Linked DNA regions of Mus musculus: region 2 is linked to region 1. The links are chromatin loops, found by intact Hi-C in ENCODE. Cell type or tissue: left cerebral cortex. All regions are shown on one strand.

Region 1 (2,500 bases):
TTCCAATGTTGTTTTAGTTTCAAAATGAAATCTTTGCTTCCAGTTCATCTGGCTTTCATAAGGACTCCTTGGGTCCAAACCACAATAGAAAAGTATGCACACAGAAAACAGAATTGTGGTTAGTTAATAATAACAAGCATTAGCGCCAGGGTGTGGCAGTGCTCACCTTTCCCCCAGCACCTGGAGGTGGAGGCAGAGGCAAATGGATCGCTGGGGGTTTGAGACCAGCCTGGTCTACACAGCAAGGTTTAGGACAGTCAAAGCCACATAAGAGAGAGGAGACTCTGTCTCAAAAGAGAAAGTAAGTAAGAAAGAAAGATAATAATACCATTATCTAGGTAGTAGATTGTCATTTTACTTGAAAGGGGGAGAAAAGCTTACTGTTTGACAGGCCGCTGAAGCATTTGATCAATTTCTTTCAAAAACAAAAATCTGGAATATTTATGTTTTACCACAAAAATGCCTTCCTTCAGTGTTCAGACAGCAAAGGAGGAGAATAATGTATGTGAGCAGCAGTTTCACCCCTAGGTACAGCCTCCAAAGAACTGGAAGCAATGGGTCCAGCAGATACGTGTACGATTTGGGTCCTAGCCTTAGCCACAGTAGCCAAAGGGGAAACTCCGCCGAATGCCCAGTGAAGGACAAACGCCTAAACACAACGCAGTATATTTAGCAGTAAAAAGGAAGGAAATTCCGACACATAGAACAGCACAGATGAAACTTAGGGCATTATTCTAACCAAAATAAGGCAGGCACCAAAAGGCCAAGTATTGTAGATTGCATGTATGAGGGTCTTCAGAGTAGACGAATTCTTAAGGACACGAGAGACTAGGAATCGCTGGGAGTGGAGTCCCTGTACGATAAGAGCAGTTTCAGTTTGGGAAGTTGGGGTCCCGGTGCCGGACAAGATGATGGATGCGTAGCAATGTGAATTTACCTACTCTGATGGACTGCACGCACACTTGACAATGGTTCAAACGATACACTTTATGCTATGTCTAGTTTACTACGATTTTTGAAGAGTCAAGAAACAATCTAGCTGATGAGATTTTAAAATAAAGCCTTATCTCTGCTGTGTGTGCATAGTGATATATGATTCCTGCATTCCTCAAATCTGCTAGGTCGGTCCCCGCGCTTGCACCAGCTCCTCCACGCACTTGCGATCTTTAACAGTCAGAAGTCTTCCGGGACTTTTCAGAAACCGGGACGTTTGGTTCTAGTATTCTGTGATTCCTTGCTTTTAAATTCTCAAAATTGTCCTGTGAGACTTTGCTCGGGAGAAAAGAAAAAAAAATCGATGAGGAGTGGGCAGTAACCTGATGGTGTTCCCCTGTAATCCAGCACTTGGAGGAGTGAAGGACGATGGAAGGTTCAAGGCTAGCCTCCGCCTCGGAGTAAGAGAATTCGCGCAGCGGAGAATTTGAGTTCTCTAGGTTGGCGGTAGCGCGAGTGCGTGGGGATCTGGATCCTAGCCTGAGCGAGGTGTGTCGCTAAACGCCCCCACGCAGTCCGTGCCTCAGTTTCCCTGAAAGGCCCTGGGAGCCCGAGCCCTGACGTGGCGGAGCGACGGGCTAGGCGGCCGCCAGGGGGCGCGAGCGCGGGAAACGGAGCCGGGGGCCACCGGACGGAAGCGGCGCTAAGGGAGGCGGGGCGGCGCGGAGTCACCCGGATCGGCCCGCCCGCCCGCCGCCGCTGAGGGGAGGTGACCGCGGCCCGGCCGGGCCACCAGTGGCTGTGCGCGGAGGGAACGCCGAGCGGCAGAGAGCAGGTCGGTGCGGGGCCGGGCGTCCGTGGGGTGGCGGGGTGGTGGGGTAGCGGGGACGGTCGCCTGCGGGGCGCGCGGGGCTTGCGGCGCAGCTCTCGGTCGCGCTGAGCTGCGCTCCGCGAGACGCGAGGCCCTCGCTGTCTTCACTCACGGCCGAGGGGGTGCAGGGGGGGGGGGGCAGCAGCCCTAGGGACCGTCCCGGGGCGCGGACCGGGGGGCGAGGTGTCCAGCCGGGGCGCTGTCACTGCGCCGCCCTGCCTCTTGGCTTTGAGTTGAAGAACTGAGCCCCAGTCCTGCTCCTGGTCACTGCTGCAGCTGGTGGGCATGAGAGGCCGGGATTTCGTGACAGCCAGGCAGCGATGGTTTCCCAAATAACCCGGGACTATTTATATTTAGCTGGAGATGCAGTTTTGGCTTACTGGAGTTTTTAGGTACCCAGGACGATTGCATGCTTGTGTCAGAGGAGGATGGTTGTCACTCGAATAAAGGGGTGTTGGGGTGACCGGACAGGACAGCATGTGGTGTGTATTAAGAGCTGCGAAGGGTGTTTTTAGGGCACAGGGTCGTGTTGAAAAACCAACTTGAAAAGCAAGGTCGCATGTGGGATTATGGCTGGCAAATTCTGTAACCTGTCTGACAGTGTTTCTTTTATAGTCTTGGGAGCACCTTGTGGAACTTCCTAATTAATAATGGTGACAAGCTAGTGATGACACCGATTCTCTGGTAGGAGCATAG
Region 2 (2,500 bases), 88 kb after region 1:
TCCTTTCCTGTCTTGACTCCCACGGGCTGCAGTTACTGAAAGCCACCGACCGAGAAGGCAACTTGATCGCCATCTTCCTTGAGGAGCACAGCCGGGTGCTACAGCAGCTCCAGGTCTTCACATTCTTCCCCGAGTCCCTCCCAGCGCCCAGGAAGCCCTTTGAGAGGAAAACCACAGACCGCCAGTCATCCCGGAAGACCCTTCTGGGCATGGTGAGTAGGCACCTGGTGTGGCTCCAGGACTGACCTGTGCACACCGGGCATCTAAGCGCATCACCTCATCTCCGGACAGGAGTTGATACTGGCCAGCCCTCCATCACAGGGCCATTACCAGGCTTAACCGAGTTAAGGTGTGGAGCTGCCCAGCACGTGAGCACCATGCAGGTAGACATATTTAATATTGAACAGCTGCTGTGCTTCTGCACATGAGCAGTGTGTGGGAGTCTTGACTTCATAACCAAGGGAGAACCTGAGGCTATTGGTCGGGCCTGTTCCATCTCGGGCATCACTGAGGCGGTTGCTGGTACCCAGCTGGGACCACCTGGAGATTTGGAGTTTGATGCCTCCTGAATCCTTCTTGGATCTTAGTGAAGCACTTGTACACTGATAAGTTAATTAAGGGAAATGAGTCAGGTCTGGTTTTGATCTTGTATTAGGCTAACACAGCCAAACCTTTAATGACTTCTTTGCCTGGAGTAGCATTGTGGTTTTTGGGATTTTTTTGTTTGTTTGTTTGTTTTGTTTTTTTAACACAGGTCTTTCATATTTTAAAATTTGCAGTAAGATACATCAGATCCTGTGGGCTTCTAGACAAGAAGGACGGGTCACCCTCCCTATATTGGCATTTGCTCCATAAAATCCCATGAGCATTTGTTTACAAGGGAGAATTGGATTTACTATTGCCTTTAGTTTTTCATTTTAAAGATTTTTATTTTAGATTATATGTGTAGGTACCTGTGGAATCCAGAAGAGGGCGTTGGATGCTCTGGGGCTCCAGACACTGATGGTCGTGAGGTGTCTAAAATGGGTTCTCTGGTCCTCTGCAAGAGCAGAGAGCATCCTTGACCCCTGAACCATCTCTCCAGCTCCTCCCTTTAATTTAACTCTCATTATTTAGGTCTATATAACAATAATATAAGACCTAGTGATATGCTTGGTATTTAGAATTTTTTGTTTTCATTTTAAATTTTATTTTAGGGGCTGGAGAGATGGCTCTCCAGAGGTTAAGAGCCCTGACTGCTCTTCCAGAGGTCCTGAGTTCAAATCCCAGAAACCACAGGGTGGCTCACAACCATCTGTAATGGGATCTGGTGCCCTCTTCTGGCCTGCAGGCATACGTGCAGGCAGACCACTATAACATAATATATAAATAATCTTGTTTTAAAATGTTTTTGGGTCAGGCGTGGTGGCACACGCTTTTAATCCCAGCACTTGGGAGGCAGAGGCAGGCGGATTTCTGAGTTTGAGGCCAGCCTGGTCTACAAAGTGAGTTCCAGGACAGCCAGGGCTATACAGAGAAACCGTGTCTCGAAAAACCAAAAAAAAAAAAAAAAGTTTTTAGGTTTTTGTTTTTTGGTTTTTTGGGTTTTTTTTTTTTGGTACTAGCAATTGAACCCAAGGCCTTACACATGTAAAAAATATGCTCTGCCTCTGGGCTACAGCACCTCCCCAGCCTCAGAACTTTGGTTGTATTTTAATCCTATTTTTGTTTTGTTGTTCTTGTTGTTGCATAAAGTAAGGGTGTTAGCTTGCCTCAGAGCCATTAAAACATTGCAGTGTGCTTTTTACCTAACACAGCCAGACTCGATTATAAAAATGTGGCTCAGGGTTGGTGCCTCCCTCCTGCCGTGGCAGGCTGAGATTAACCATAGCTGCCAGGGTGCCAGCGTGAGTTTTCTCATTGGCCCTGTTCTACCTTTTCAGCCAAGCTACATGCTGCAGTCGGAAGAGCTGCGGAGCTCCCTGCTGGCGAGGTACCCGCCGGAAAAGCTCTTCCACGTCCAGCGGAACTTCAACGCTGCGCAGGACTTGGATGTCTCCCTTTTGGAAGGCGACCTGGTGGGCGTGATCAAAAAGAAAGACCCCATGGGCAGCCAGAACCGCTGGCTCGTGGACAACGGAGGTGAGCCTTTGACTAGGGGGAAGTAACTATAGAGTTGACCTGATTTCTACAGTGGGCGGAGCCCGGGTTGAGCCGGAAGCTGCCTGCTAAAGATTACTGTTGTTTTGATGACTTTCAGAGACAGTTGCTTTAATTATTTATCCTGAAGATGTCGCTGTGTTTGCCTTCTGTGTGTAAACTGTAAAGTGTATGTGATATAAAGCCTGTGGTTTTGTCAGCTTCCCCTGCAGCAGTGTCCATGGCTGTTCAGAGAGTGACTCAAAATCAAACAGCTCGTAGCTTTCTTTTTTTGAAGGAGGATTCTGGACTTCAGTGTAACCCATTTCCCCAGAATTCTAAAATGCAGCAAGCTGAGAAGAACAGGGCTTTTTCAGAACCT

What was found. Hi-C counts contacts between places; a loop is a spot of excess contacts. Peaks named below come from ENCODE experiments on the same cell type or tissue, not always from the same donor. Only the 100,000 strongest peaks of a DNase experiment are listed, where the experiment ranks them.
Region 2: it touches region 1 in a loop (2.3-fold over the local background); 12 of 42 quality-filtered maps call a loop at or near these places.

The regions. Positions count from the first base shown.
Region 1 is chr19:43,939,385-43,941,884 of GRCm38, reverse strand. It overlaps Dnmbp (dynamin binding protein), which reads left to right and starts at 1,687. Exons shown (of 16, transcript NM_028029.4): 1 at 1,687-1,768. In left cerebral cortex, a CTCF peak has its summit at 1,554 (motif pointing right); DNase peaks (open chromatin) are centred at 1,603 and 2,159; H3K4me3 peaks cover 1,313 bases; H3K27ac peaks cover 450 bases.
Region 2 is chr19:43,851,845-43,854,344 of GRCm38, reverse strand. It overlaps Dnmbp (dynamin binding protein), which reads left to right. Exons shown (of 16, transcript NM_028029.4): 13 at 33-212; 14 at 1,923-2,121. Among named protein-coding and RNA genes, the nearest start is that of Gm24400, 4.3 kb to the left of the region's middle. In left cerebral cortex, a CTCF peak has its summit at 1,304 (motif pointing left); DNase peaks (open chromatin) are centred at 1,295 and 2,243.